2 separate regions of the Homo sapiens genome follow, and region 2 is linked to region 1. The links are chromatin loops, found by intact Hi-C in ENCODE. Cell type or tissue: heart left ventricle. All regions are shown on one strand. Links, peaks and the distances in the headings refer to the core of each region. The heading gives the core; the rest is flanking DNA. Region 1 overlaps ZMYM6 (zinc finger MYM-type containing 6). Region 2 has its middle 19 kb from the start of SFPQ.

Region 1 (7,726 bases), core at 1,057-6,056:
TATAGTTCCATTTGACATGGCTAGGTGATACTGAGGGATTGCTGAGGTTTTACAACTATGACATGAAACCTGGACACCTTGGTGACAAAAAATTAAAAACAATGATTAAGTTATACCAATGAACAAACAATACAAAAATGTATTGGGAGAATGAAAAAATTAAATAATCAATAATATACCAAAAAAATCAAGGAACTTTATAAAAATCTGAAATCTAACCACAACTAACCTCTATTAAGTCCCACTTACACAAAAACTAACTTGGAAATTTTAAGTGTTTTTTCTTTCCTCTCACATATGAAATTATAAAATACTGTATATATTGCAACCAAGAAAATCGGGGAAAAACTATTTTCACATAAAAGTCAGTTATTTAAAAGTCAGTCTTGGGTTTTTATTTAACTAAATAGATAAATTTAGCTTGTAACAAAATCAGAGAAAAGCAGTTACGTTTTTCTTCAATAGTTATTAAATCTATAAATTTATCAAATTTAAACATTACCTGAAGAAGTAACAGTCTTAACTCTGTAAGCAGATAAGCAATTAATAGAGCAGAAAAGCTCTGTTTTTCCTGAATCATTTGTAGTCTCAATCATTTCAGCTGAGGGCCTCAATGACTTCCCCAGGGCATATGGAGGAATTTGGGCAGAATTCTATTAAAATAAAATAACATTAGATACCTAGTACAAACATACATATTTACATATTGTTCAAAAAAGTAAAAAGAAAAGCTACCTACAACCACGGTCCTTGGTTGAAATATTTGAGCATGATGATGAAACCACACTATTGGGAGGTGGGAAAATAAGTTCTTCCAGACAACAATAAAATAGAAACTGAAGAAAATTAGTAACTATTCAGATAGAGATCTTAGCAAACAAAACACATGAATTCAAACACAAGTAATGAATTAAATAGTCATTACATACTTTTTAATCACCAATAACCAGAGAAGACCAGCTAACCCATGAACCAAAGGGTCATTCTTGGTATAGTCTTGTACATCAATCTAGAAGAGTCTACCACCTTTAAGGTTACTTAATTTGTGAGATTCTTTAGCAGGAGATAGAAATGATATTTAATGTATATTAATAGAGATCCTACACAACTACCTATTTTTCAAGCTGAGTTTCATAATAAAATCTGCTTATAAGTTTATTCATGTTTTAAGAAATAATAAAAATAGCTACCATTTACATAACCAATATTATAACTTACTGAATGCTTACCATGAGTCAGGCCCCAGGCTAAGAAATTTATATATAGTGTATCACAGAAACCTTTCAACAACAGAGTGAGGCGCTCTCAAAAATTACATTAACAAAAAGTTTAAATTAACAGATGAGCAGAAGAAGTAGGAAATTAAACTCATTTCATCAGGCTCCAAAGTTCAGGCTCCTAACCACTACACTATGCTGTCAGTGATACATTATAAGGTCTCTCAATATGAAAAGAAATTGTAGGAAAATATAAATTGTGAGGTTTCACTACATAATCTTCCTAGTAAAAAGACAGAGTACAATACTAGTAACAAAATTAGAAATGGAACTGATTTTGGGATCATATATAAAATAACATGGATTCTTTTCCTGTGAAAGTAGAACCAGACTGCCAAAAATGGCAAATCTTAAAAAAAGAGATTCTTTTCAGTGATGAATGTCCATATGTCCATTACCAACTGCTCAAAGGAAGCAACAAATCAAACTTGCTAACTGAAAAAAAGTTTAATTATCATTTACAAGATACATCTTTGTTTTTTTTTTTTGTTTGTTTGTTTGTTTTTGAGACAGTCTTGCTCTGTCACCCAGGCTGGACTGCAGTGGCACAATCTCAGCTCACTGCAACCTCCACCTCCCGGGTTCAAGCAATTCTCCTGCCTCAGCCTCCTGAGTAGCTGGGATTACAGGCGCCCGCCACCACGCCCAGCTAATTTTTGTATTTTCAGTACAGACAGGGTTTCACCATGTTGGTCAGGCTGGTCTCGAACCCCTGACCTCGTGATCCACCCGCCTTGACCTCCCAAAGTGCTGGGATTACAGGCGTGAGCCACCGCGCCGGCCTTACAAGATACTTCTTTAAGAAAAACTTTTTAAAACCACAAATTAGTAATAATTAAATTGACACAAGGTGATAATATTTAGTAACCGGCTTAATCCATTATTCATTACAATAAATAAAATTACTTGAAGTATTCTCATGAGACAGTGTTGACCAAATAATTACAATTCATTCCCAAACACATTTTGAAATGAAAAAGACAAGCTTTGTTTAGATTCACTGATTTTATCATCTTAACTCTTGCTTATGGTTTATTTATAATATGGTTTTCTTGCTATCAATACATCACAAAATATTTCATGCTCACAGAAAATCATGAAATTACATTTATGAGGCCGAGGTGTGGTTGCTCATGCCTGTAATCCCGGCACTTTGGGAGGCTGAGGCGAGTGGATGGCTTGAGCTCAGGAGTTCAACACCGGCCTGAGCAACATGGCAAAACCCTATCTCGATTTCAAAAAAAGAAAAGAAATCACATTTGTAAATTCTTAGCTATGAAGGGAGCCTTAAAAAAGGGACCTATTTTACCTATATCAACTTACCACCACAATCATCCCTCACACCATCAGAATCTATCCCATTTTCTGGAAGGGAAATCACATATCAGGATGGACTAATGGGAGGAGCTCACTCTCATTTTGTAGTTCATCCCTGTGCAGCCAAATCAGAAGGAGTGGGCCTAAGTACATGCAACAAATAGATATTCATACCTGCTTGTATGCCGTGACACTTGTTGAACTAAAAACCTTCTGGGATTGGCAAGGACCAGAGCTACTATAGCAATAGCTCCCACAGTTCTCACAACAGTTCATGGTGAGGTTGTTTGTAGAGTGAAATTTTGAAAAACAGGCATCACTACAAAGACCATGTACCACATTTTGATATTTAACTTCAAATCGAGTCTAGGAAATAAACACACACATACACACACAAAATAAGCAGAGCCAGTTAAAAAAAAATCTCTTTCAGCAGAATCCCAATAAAAGTAAAATGTAACTTACATCAGCATTCTTCTGACACATACTGCACTTAGTTGAAATGCTTTTGGTATATATGGTAACAACAGGTTTTTTCTTTAGCTCATAAGATGACAAGCATGATTGGCTGCAGAAATCTTTGCTAGGATAGGAATTCTCAAAGCGAGTTGTGATCACATCCTTAGGATTTAAAATGTCTCTAAAAATAAATAACAAAGGTAAAAATGAAATGTATTCTTCACAACTGTAACTTCCTCCTCTTTGTGAGGTGAAATAACACTTACTAAGGGCAGGTACTGTATGGTAGAAAAAGGATAAGGAATCTGCAAACCTGGGTTTGATGAGTTCTGCTATTTATCAGGTGAGTGACAATGAATGATGTAATTACTATCTCAATTTCTTCATGTATAAAATGGGGCTTATAATATCTAATTCATAAATTTGTCAAGAGTGAATTATATTTAAAATATAGCCAGCCAGGGCCAGGTGCGGTGGTTCATGCATGTAATCCCATCACTTTGGGAGGCCGAGGTGGGCGGATCATGAGGTCAGGAGTTCGAGACCAGCCTGGCCAACATGGTGAAACCTCGTCTCTACTAAAAATACAAAAACTAGATGGGCGTGGTGGTGGGCGCCTGTAATCCCAGCTACTCGGGAGGCTGAGGCAGGAGAATCACTTGAACCCGGGAGGTGGAGGTTGCAGTGAGCCGAGATTGTGCCACTGCACCCCAGCCTTGGCAACAGAGCTAGACTCCATCTCAAAAAAAAAAAAAAAAAAAAATATATATATATATATATGTGGCCAGCCAGATGCTGAAGACAAAAATAGGAAGGCTTCCAGCCCCAACCAAGTTTCATCTGCTATAGCCAATGGGACCAGTGTCCATCCCACAACTCCAGACCACAAGACACTGGTTCTCTCATTAGCCAGAGGCTGCCCAAAGTAGAACTGAAATGAGACAATAAATGAATTTTTTCTTTCTTTTTTTTTTTTTTTTTTGTGAGACGGAGTCTCGCTCTGCTGCCCAGGCTGGAGTGCAGTGTCACGATCTCGGCTCACTGCAATCTCCACCTCCTGGGTTCAAGCGATCCTCCTGTCTCAGCCTCCGGTTCGAGTAGCTGGGACACCAGCACGTGCCACCATGCCAGGCTAATTTTTGTATTTTTAGTACAGACGGGGTTTCGCCATATTGGCCACGCTGGTCTCAAATTCCTGACCTCGCGATCCGCCTGCGTCAGCCTCCCAAAGTGTTGGGATTACAGGCATAAGCCACCGTGTCCAGCCAAGACAATAAATGAATGTTTAAAAATTAAAAGTGCAAGATTTTGAGAAACAAATGAGCTAACAGAAGACAAAAAATAAGCATGATATATGACAAAAGGGCTGTTAAGGCTTTGTATCAGAGGACAGATGGAAACAAGAACGAGACAGGAAGAACAAAAATAATTGGGTGGTTCTGTGAGACTCCTAGAGCCAATTTGTAAGAGCTAATTATTGCAATAAGCACAAATAGCAATACCCTGGTAAAACAGAGGTTAAGTATTGCCATTCTTCTGACAAGTATAAAAACTAAAGGAAATAGTCACTAATTATAAACACTAGTGCAGGCCACAAAGTAAATAATAATGGCAATAATATATACTACAATAAGTGTGTTGAGTAATTACTATGTGCCAAGCATTATTCTCTTTACTCAAATTACCCAATTTAAATACCACAAAAATGATGGAGTGCAGTGGCTCACCCCCATAATCCTAGCACTTTGGAAGGCCAAGGCAGAAGGATTGCTTGAGCCCAGGGAGTTCAAGACTCCAGTGAGCCATGATCATGCCACTGCACTCCAGCCTGGGCAACAGAGCAAGACCCGATCTCTATAAAAAAAATTTTTTAATTAGCAGGGCATGCTGGCTCATGCCCATGGTCTCAGTTACTCAGGATGCTGAGGTGGGAGGATTGCTTGAGCCCGGGAGGTAGAGGCTGCAGTGAGCTGGGATCACGCCACTGCACTCCAGCCTGGGTGACAGAGTGAGACCGTGTCTCAAAAAAAAAAAAAAATCCCCAAACCACTATAAGGTTAAGTATTACTGTAACTGCCACTTTACAGATGAGGAAACTGAATGAGAGGTTAAATAGCTTGTCAAAGTCATATTGCTAGTAGGCAATAAAGCTGAAATACTAATCCAGGCAATCTGATTCTAGTCTATGGAATTAATTATTCCACTATCCTGCCTCCCATCCTGCACCTTTATTATACAGGTATATTCAATGGTAAACCATGAGAAAATAACAACAACAAAAATTATTTTAATTCTTTAAAACTCAACTTTAAAAATATGACAGCAAATCTTAGAAACCAAAAGAATATGCTTATACACAGATGAAGTATTAATTTTGAAAAGTGATTTTTCTACTGAAAACAGAGCAATAAAGAGTTTCACTTAATAAGGTGAATCTGCCAGTGGCATAATAAGTACAAAAATAGCAAGTAAAAATATGTAAATCAAAGAGAATGACTTTATAATGAAAATCTGTGCACATAAATTATAAGTGTACTCTGAACCTTACACATGCAAATGAGTGTTATATCGTAACATTTACCGTAGAAAAACCACACCTTCCAACAATAACATAGCTCAAAACATTTTTCTAATTTTTTTAAGATAAAACTTAAGATAAACCCTTAGACTATTTTTTAACTTTTAATTTTATAAATATCATGTTTTAACAGTATGACTTAATTTAATTAGCTAATATATTGGCCTGATTAAGGTATCAAGCAGCCTTTGAAAATTTGTAAAAATCAAATGCATGCTGAAAAGATAAGAATCTGTCTCCTAACCTTATGCTAAAAAGTCACTGACGGGGGTGACTACTTTTAAGAAAACAATAGGCATTTGGATGTATAAGTTGTGTTATGTTCTTTAAAATTATTTAATTTTATTTTGGTATTTGGTATGTTGAAACAATATCTAAAAATAGAAAACTAAGTTTACTCTTTCAGATTAGTTTCATGAGAATGACATAAAAGCATTAATTAGAATGGTATTTTGCAACAAACTAATTTAGAGTATATAAATATTTTAAAATTCCTCTCTCCTGGCCACATGTGATGGCTCACACCAATAGTCCCAGCACTTTAGGAGGCTGAGGCAGGCTAATTGCTTGAGCCCAGGAGTTTGAGACCAGCCTGGGCAACATAGCAAAACCATCTCTACAAAAAAATACAAAAATTAGTCGGGCATGGTGGTATGCGCCTGTGGTCCCAGCTATTTGAAAGGCTGAGGTGGGAGGATCATCTGAGCCCGGGGAGTTCAAGGCTGCAGTGAGCTGTGATCACTCTACCATGGGCAACAAAGAAAAAAAAAAATCCTCTCTCCTCTTTACTTGGAAATTTCCATATAGCAGGATCTACTTTTAAATAGTTTAAGTCAAGACACAAAGCAGATAAACACAGCCAAAGACAAAATAGGGGCCTACAAGTGATATGTTAAGTATACATAGTAATATGTATTATATACACATATATTTATTATATTTATTTATGTTAATTATAAATAATCGCACGATATAATTTTTATTATTAATAATAACAGGATTCCATTTTTTAAGTACTTGCTATGTGCTAGGCCATTTGCTAACACTGTCTCATTAAAGTCCTAGGAAGCAACTATTATTTACTGATGAGAAATGGAGGCTTAGAAAGTTAAACATCTAGCCCGAAGTCACAGAGATAAATGACAGAGCCACAATTTAAAAGCAAGCTCTTACTGTTTTTTGCCTGTAGTGACTATTAACAACACACTGTATTCCTCAAATTACACTACCACAGAAATAGGCAAAATATGCCAAATCCTTCAAATGTACTAAGTCAGGGAAAGATTTATGTGACTTTGTTGCTGTTTTTTCCTCTCTCTGCATCTAAGCATTATTGTAAAGCAACAATGACCCCACAAGGACATTAGAAATAAACACATTTTTGCGACCATGTAGAGTTTTTACTTTTTAAAGAATTAAATAGCTTTTGTATACTATTAAAAGAGTGATATTATTTTATGCTATACCCAATAGCTTTCAAGATAACTGTTAAATAAATTTAAATGGTGGGTGTCTACAATTACAGGATAGTCCTGCAATTCCCACATGTCATTTGTTATTTCTTTCCATAGTAAAATTTAAAGTGATAGAAAACTGGTTTAGGCAATATTCTAACACCAAGTCACTTATTTAATGTTGCAAAACTTTAAAATTGGTGAATTCTTCCATTAACTAAAAAGTTATTTCTACAGATACATGCTGAAGAGATTTAAAGTATCAACAGTATGTTTGAACTAAACAATATACACACTAAAAAAAAGGTAAAGTAAAAAGGGATGTTAAGAATTTTATACTTCGAGCAGTTTGTGCAGGTTTTCTTGGGAGGAGGTGGCAGGCAGGCAGGTGAAGAATGTCTGGTGATGCATCGTGTGGAGCAGAAGAGCTGAGTAGATCCTGTCTTATGATATGCAGTTTGGCCCTTATAAAGCATTTTTTTACAACCAGAACAAAAAACCTTAATAGCAACAGCTGGAACTGAAGGAAGCAACACACTTGGGCCAGATGATGCAAAAGAAAGCTGAAAGCCTGGGTTCAACTGCTGGGCTATCAAAACAAAATAAAAAAAGTTTTAGTATCAATACTAATGCATATACAG
Region 2 (7,726 bases), core at 2,687-7,686, 160 kb after region 1:
CAGTAGTCCTTGTGGTACTACCACCGTTTTGTTAAATTCACCAGCCAAAGGTTTTTATTTTGTCTTAATATTTGATGAAAAGAAACTCCTGGTTCCAAACCAATAGGTAAATGGAGAGTACCTAAGACATAAGATAAAATATTGATAAATTCTCAGATGCAATTCTTCTTCTTCTTTAGGTCTTGCCAAGGGAGAAGTCATCACACAAATGTTTTTTTACTGCTCAGTCCAAAGCCCTCTTCTCAGATACAGACTGGCTTCTTTTGCTCCTCTTTTCTCTTGATGCAAGTCGGCTTTCCAATCCATTGTGATCACTACCACAGAATCTGTCATTCACGTGTCTTTTCCCTCGCCATGCCACAGCCTCAGGGTAGAACCCTGTCCAAAGGCACCTTCCTCACTGTTCTGAAAAACAATCACCAGTCCCTTTTCCTTTAGGAATTGAGACACATCTAATCACTTTAAGGAAAAAGAAAGGATGTAAGTGTTCCAATCATCTCAGCAGAGTTGTCAGACATGTGAGAGAAGTAGCCATCTTGGACTTGGACACCAACAGCCTTCAGAAGACTTCAGACCTGGCCTCCCTCTGACCTGGAGCTGCCTGGCCAAGCCCAGCCAACCCTGAAAACCATAATGAGTTGTTGTCTAAAGCCACTGAGTTTAGGGGTAGTGTGTTAGGAAGCAATAGATAACTGAACTAGAGGTAGTGCTAAGAAACAGACTACAGCACAGCAGAGGGTAAAACCAGTGAGGAAGTGATTTTAATAATCCAGGTGCTCTTGTTCAAGGATTCCCACTGCTCTTCAGATAAAGTTCAAAATACTTAGCATGGCCTACAAGGCCTTTTATGATCTCACCCGTGCCTATAAGACCTTTTTTTTTTTTTAAGATGGAGTCTCACTCTGTTGCCCAGAATGGAGGGCAGTGGCACGATCTTGGCTCACTGTAACCTCCGCCTCCCAGGTTCAAGCAATTCTCCTGCCTCAGCCTCATAAGCAGCTGAAATTACAGGTGTGTGCCACCACGCCTGCTAATTTTTTTGTATTTTTAGTAGAGATGGGGTTTTACCATGTTGGCCAGGCTGGTCTCGAACTCCTGACCTCAGGTGATCTGCGCACCTCAGCCTCCCAAAGTGTTGGGATTACAGGCGTGAGCCACCACGCCCAGCCAAGGCCTCTTCTTACACCACTCCAAGTCTTTTTTCAATAAAGCTTTATTTAAATATAATTCACACATCTAACAGTTGATCCATTTATACAATTCAATGGTTTTCAGTGTATTCACAGATATGTGCATCCATCACCACTCAATTTTAGAATATTTTATTTTATTTTTTTGAGATGGAGTCTCACTCTCTTGCCCAGGCTGGAGTGTAGTGGCTCCATCTTGGCTCACTACAACCTCAACCTCCTGGGTTCAAGTGATTCTCATGCTTCAGCCTCCTAGTAGCTGGGATTATAGGCATGCACCTGGCTAATTTTTGTATTTTTAGTAGAGATGGGGTTTCACCACGTTGGCCAGGCTGGTCTTGAACTCCTGACCTCAGGTGACCCACCCACCTCAGTTTCCCAAAGTGTTGGGATTACAGGCGTGAGCCACTGTGCCTGGCCTAGAATATTTTCATTACCTCAAAAAGAAACCCTGCATCATTCAGCTATGATACACCTATTATTCCCCATCACTCTCTCGGCCACTTCCTCTAATCTACTTTGTCTCTGTAGATTTCCATGTTCTGGCCATTTCATGTGAATACAATATGTGGTCTTTTGTGACTGGCTTCTTTCACTTAGCATGTTTTCAAGCTTTACTCATGCTGTGGCATGTTATCAGTACTTCATTCCTTGTTATGGATTAATAATATTCTTTCGTACAGATATACTACATTTTGCTCATCCATTCATCAGTTGATGGACATTTGCGTTGTTTCTACCTTTTAGTTATTATTATTGAGACAGGGTCTCGCTCTGCCACCTAGGCTGGAATGAGGTGGCACAATCACAGCTCACCACAGCCTCGACTTCCTGGGCTCAGGTGTTCTGGCACAGTGCCACCATGCCTAGCTAATTTTTGTATTTTTTGTAGAGATGGGGTTTCACCATGCTGCCCAGGCTAGCTACTCCCAAACTCTGGGGCTCAAGCAACTCTCCTGCCTTGGCCTCCCAAAGTATTAGGATTACCGATGTGAGCCACCAAACCTGGCGCTTTTGGCTATTATTAATGCTGGTATAAACATCTGCATACAAGTTATTGAGCAAATGTTTTCGTTTCTCTTGGGCATTGGAATTGCTGGGTCACTTGGTGACCCTATGTTTATTTGCCGAATTGCGAGACTGTTTCCCAACATGGCTGCACCAGTTTACATTTCCACCAGTGATGTATGAGGGTTCCCATTTCTGCCCCCCGCCTCCCCCGCCCAAGATGGAGTCTCACTCTGTCACTCAGGCTGGAGTGCAGTGGCACGATCTCAGCTCACTGCAAACTCCACCTCCCAGGTTCAAATGATCCTCCTGCCCCAGCCTCCCAAGCAGCTGGGAGTACAGGCATGCGCCACCACACCTGGCTAATTTTGTATTTTCAGTAGAGTTTTGCCATGTTGGCCAGGCTGGTCTCAAACTCCTGACCTCAAGTGACCCACCCGCCTTGGCCTCCCAAAGTGCTGGTTTTACAAGCGTGAGCTACCAAGCCTGGCCTTGATTCTAGCCTAATGAGTGTAAAGGGTTTTGATTGGATTTCCCTAATGACTAATAATGTCTAGCATCTTTTCAGGAGCTTATTAGCCACTTACTAATCTTCCTTGAGAAATATCTATTCACCTTGCCTTTTTCGAGACGGAGTCTTGCTCTGTCGCCCAGGCTGGAGTGCACAACCTCCACCTCCTGGGTTCAAATGATTCTCCTGTCTCAGCCTCCTGAGTACCTGGGATTACAGGTACCAGCCACCACACCTGGCTAATTTTTTGTATTTTTACTAGAGTCGGGGTTTCACTATGTTAGCCAGGCTGGTCTTGAACTCCTGGCCTCAAGTGATCTGCCTGCCTTGGCCTCTCAAAGTGCTGGGATTACAGGCATCAGTGCCTATGTCTTAAGTGTGTTTACTAAATATTATTTTTTTCATTTTTTTGAGACAGGGTCTTGCTCTGTCACCCAGGCTGGAGTGCAGTGGTGCCATTACAGCTCACTGCAGCCTCAGCCTTCTGGGCTCAAGTGATCCTCCCACCTCAGCCTCCTGAATAGCTGGGAATACAGGCAGGTGCCACCACACCCACCTTATTTTTAAATTTTTTATAGAGTCAGGGTCTTGCCATGCTGTGCAGGATGGTCTTGAATTCCTGGCCTCAAGAGATCCTCCTGCCTCAGCTAGGATTATAGGTATGAGCCACCATGCCCAGCCAGTCCTAAGAATTCTTTATATATTCTACATACAAATCCCTTATCAGCTGCACGATTTGCAAATATTTAGTTTTTGTTCTCATATTTAGGGCTTCAATCCATTTTTTAATTTTTGTATATGGTGTGAGGTGTGGTCTAACTTTTTTTACATGTGGCTACCTAGTTTCCCAGCACCACTTGTTGAAAACACCATTATTTCTCTATCGGATGATTTTGGTACCCTTGTTGAAAATCAGCTGGCCATATGCGTGAGTGTTTATTTCTGGACTCTCAATTCTATTACTCTACATCTATGCTTGTGCTAGTACAACAGCCTTGATTACCATTGCTTTGTAGTAAGTTTTGAAATCAGAAGTGTGAATTCGACTTTGTTCAAGATTTGTTTCCAAGATTGTTTTGGCTATTCTGGGTCTCTTACAATATTCTATGTGAATTTCACAATCAGTTTATCAATTTCAAGAAATTGGCTAGGATTATGCTGAATCTGCAGCCTAGTGAAGTATTACCATGTTAACAATGTTATTATGGAATATTTCCCCAATTATGTGTATTCTTTCCACAATTTCTTTACCTCTGAATCCTTTAGTTATTTCAATAGTGCTGTTTCTTCAAGTCTGTTTAGAACTAAACCTGTTTTAGATACAAAACATTATGTGCCCACTATTTTGTTAAAATGTGGACTTTGCCATGTTTAAGTTCTAGGCTTCTCCACCCTTATTGTTTTAGAACACCTGAGTCAGGTATTGTGTCAAGTACTTAACATACCAACTAATCAACAACTCTGCTATGCAGCAATTCTTGTACTTAATTCTACTTATCATTTGAGGTTAAGTACACTGGCAACAGATGGCCTCTCCTTGGGACTTCCATCCCTTTCAGTACTTAGGCTCTTTCTAATTGTTCCCTATGGACTACATGATCTGCAAGTTAAATTTTCTCCCTGCTATCAAAAAACTGCTAATCAGGCTCTTCTGATTACATGGTATACTAAGGGAAATATCGTTTTTGCCTGTGAACCTTATCACTGGTAGAGACTTGAAAATACCATGTGCTCCTTTTGCATCTTTAGGCACTGCTAAATGTTTTTGCATCACTTTCTATCTCAATGACCCTATGAAAAAGGTGTTTTGCAGATGAGCAAACTACAACTAAACAAACTTACAAGATAACGCAGCCAGGCAAATTGCAGAAATAATGACCTCACATACCCCTAACCACTATAATATACTTTATATTGGTTTTGCCTTGAGAACCACAAGGCTTCAGATCCACAAGAGGGAAAACCAAGTATTAACAGAATTGAGCCAAACAATGACTCCAAGAAGATTCTTGATTTGGGTGTAAGCTGACCTGATTATTTAAAAAACACAGTATGAAAAAAATTGACCAGATCTTGGTCTCATTCCTGGGAGTAACTGTACACAACTTCTCAATACAAATTTCATATTGGCCGGTGCGGTGGCTCACATCTGTAATCCCAGCACTTTGGGAGGGCGAGGCGGGTGGATCACAATGTCAAGAGATCGACACCATCCTGGCTAACATTTTTAGTCTCTACTAAAAATACAAAAAAACTAGCCGGGTGTGCTGGCAGGTGCCTGTAGTCCCAGCTACTCGGGAGGCTGAGGCAGGAGAATGCCATGAACCCGAGGAAGAGCTTGCAGTGAGCCGAGAATGCACCACTGCACTCTAGCCTGGGCGACAGAGCGAGACTCCACCTCAAAAAAAAAAAGAAAAAATATTTCACGGGATGAGTAGATGATGTACCTCAACTCTTTCTTTGTGGCTATTTCAAATAATCTCAAGCAAACCTGAATTTTTTTCTGCTCAATTGAAGCAAAATAATTAACTTCCTGAAATCCTGCAATATTAGTAATGAGGCCCCAAATTAAAGTCCACAGGCAAACACAGCAACACAAATTACCTTTAAGCATGAGCCTCAGATCTCGTCCTGAACCAATGCTTTAGTGAGCGCTTGCTTTGGCAGAACATACTGTAAAACTGGAATGTTTGTGTGAGGCCGGGCGTGGTGGCTCACACCTGTAATCCCAGCACTTTTGGGAGGCCGAGGTGGGCAGTTCACCTGAGGTCAGGAGTTTGAAACCAGCCTGGCCAACGTGGTGAAACCTAGGTGGCATTGAACGTTTTGAGATGGTGCCACCACGCTCCAGTCTGGGCAACAGAGACTCAGTCTCAAAAAATAGTAATAATAATAATTAGTGTGCGAGACTAACAGCTTGGCAAGTTTTAGTATAAGGGCTCCAAGAGTGAAGGGGACAGATAATTTGTGTACAATTTTTACTAACAGCTTTTAAGTCAGTTCCAGATTTTTCCTTACATTTAGATATTCTCAAAAATTACCCATTTCACACTCCATTATCAAATTTTATTTGACTTTGAGAAATTGACAGCCCTTCGTTATTACTCAGACCAATCAAAAACACAGTAGAGTCCTCCCTTGTCTGTGAGGAGATAACATTCCAAGACCCCCCCACAGTGGATGCCCAAAATCACAAATGGTACCAAAGCCTAGCCTAGCCTACATGGCCTTTTTGGATGGCAAATAGCATATACAGCATGTATATGCTGTATCCAACATTCCCATCAGTATTCTGCCCAAGGTGGGAAGGACAGGATGCCTCTCAGAAAAGCACACAATTTAAAAATTAATAACTCTGAGATTGTGGTTAACCATGGTTGCAGATAAGGGGATATTACTATATTGTTATTTGACTATACTTACTTGTGAAGCGATGTGTGACTATCTCATAAACATCATCTTATAATTCGTACATACAGAAGTTGGAAATACAAAATGCTATGTCTGAAATCCAATCAAGATGTAGGTAGTAATTGCTAAATAACATGCTAATTTTAGAAATAAAAATTACAGTGAAGGCAAATATCTAAAATGGACCATAAAAATTGATCAGTAACTGAGACTGAAAGCAGCACTGCCAAGTCACAATAGGATCCTGAATTATACTTAATCTGGTTCTGTGTCTGTAATACAGACCATCTTTTTTTTTTTTTAATGTCACTTTGAATACGTTGAAGTCAGGTAAATTCTAGAAAATAAACGAGTACTAAAAAAACAAAAACAAAACCAAAGGATAATTAGGATAATGCCTTTATTAACGAGAATGAAACGTTCATTCCTCCTTCCACTCCTTCTCGTTGGTTTTCTGGACACAGCTCACCTGATCCTGCTAATTAAAGGGTATGATTACTCCAAAGGATACAAGAATCAGAGTTACCAAATTCTCAAACATAACATTATATAACTGTCAAGTGAACTAATACCAAAGAAATCTTATTAATCGGCCTGGCGCAGTGGCTCACGCCTGCAATCCCAGCACTTTGGGAGGCCAAGGAGGGCGGATCACAGGGTCAGGAGATCAAGACCACCCTGGCTAACATGGTGAAACTCTGTCTCTACTAAAAAATACAAAAAAAAATTAGCCAGGCGTGTGTGGCGGGCGCCTGCAGTCCCAGCTACTCGGGAGGCTGAGGCAGGAGAATGGCGTGAACCCAGGAGGCGGAGCTTGCGGTGAGCCAAGACTGTGCACCACTGCTCCAGCCTGGGCGACAGAGCAAGACTCCGTCTCAAAAAAAAAAAAAAAAATCTTTTAATGAATGAAAGAACATGGCATTAATTGTAATTAACAGGCAGGGCGGAGTGGCTCAAGCCTGTAATCCCAGCACTTTGGGAGGCCAAGGTGGACAGATCACCTGAGGTCAGGAGTTTGAGACCAGCCTGACCAACATGGTCAAACCCTGTCTCTACTAAAAATACAAAATGAGCCGGGCGTGGCAGAACATGCCTGTAATCCCAGCTACTTGGAAGGCTGAGGCAGGAGAATCGCTTGAACCCAGGAGGTGGAGGTTGCAGTGAGTCAAAATCATGCCAGTGCACTACAGCCTGGGCAAAAGGAGCGAAACTCCATCTCAAAAAATAAAAAATTAATGGTTCCCACATTAGTATTGTTATTTTTGTACCACCCAAGGGCCTTTCTGAAGACAGTTTAACAGACTAAGAATCATTTAACTTACCTAGAAACGTTGTCAGTCTGCTTGTGGCTTCCCTCCTTGATTGACTCACGCTGTGTGATGTCTTGAGAAGTATCTATCCACCTGTAACAAAAAATGTTAACTTGCTCACTGCAGCCTCAACCTCCCAGGATCAAGCGATCCCTCCCACCTCAGCCTCCAAGGGAGCTGGGACCACAGGCACACACCACCACACCTGGCTATATTTTTTTCTGTAGAGACATGGTCTCACTATTTTGCCCAGGCTGGGCTCAAGCAATCCTCCCACTTCTGCCTCCCAAAGTGCT

What was found. Peaks named below come from ENCODE experiments on the same cell type or tissue, not always from the same donor. Only the 100,000 strongest peaks of a DNase experiment are listed, where the experiment ranks them.
Region 2: a loop joins it to region 1, with 2.3 times the contacts of the local background. A loop is called at or near these places in 5 of 110 quality-filtered maps.

Annotation. Positions count from the first base shown.
Region 1 is chr1:35,011,929-35,019,654 of GRCh38, forward strand. It overlaps ZMYM6 (zinc finger MYM-type containing 6), which reads right to left. Exons shown (of 16, transcript NM_007167.4): 4 at 7,425-7,674; 5 at 3,060-3,234; 6 at 2,769-2,960; 7 at 503-653; 8 at 1-77. Among named protein-coding and RNA genes, the nearest start is that of ZMYM6, 16 kb to the right of the region's middle. In heart left ventricle, for the core only: no CTCF peak of the experiment used is centred there; no DNase peak of the experiment used is centred there.
Region 2 is chr1:35,169,877-35,177,602 of GRCh38, forward strand. It overlaps a transcript of SFPQ not described here. Among named protein-coding and RNA genes, the nearest start is that of SFPQ, 19 kb to the right of the region's middle. In heart left ventricle, for the core only: no CTCF peak of the experiment used is centred there; a DNase peak (open chromatin) is centred at 5,455.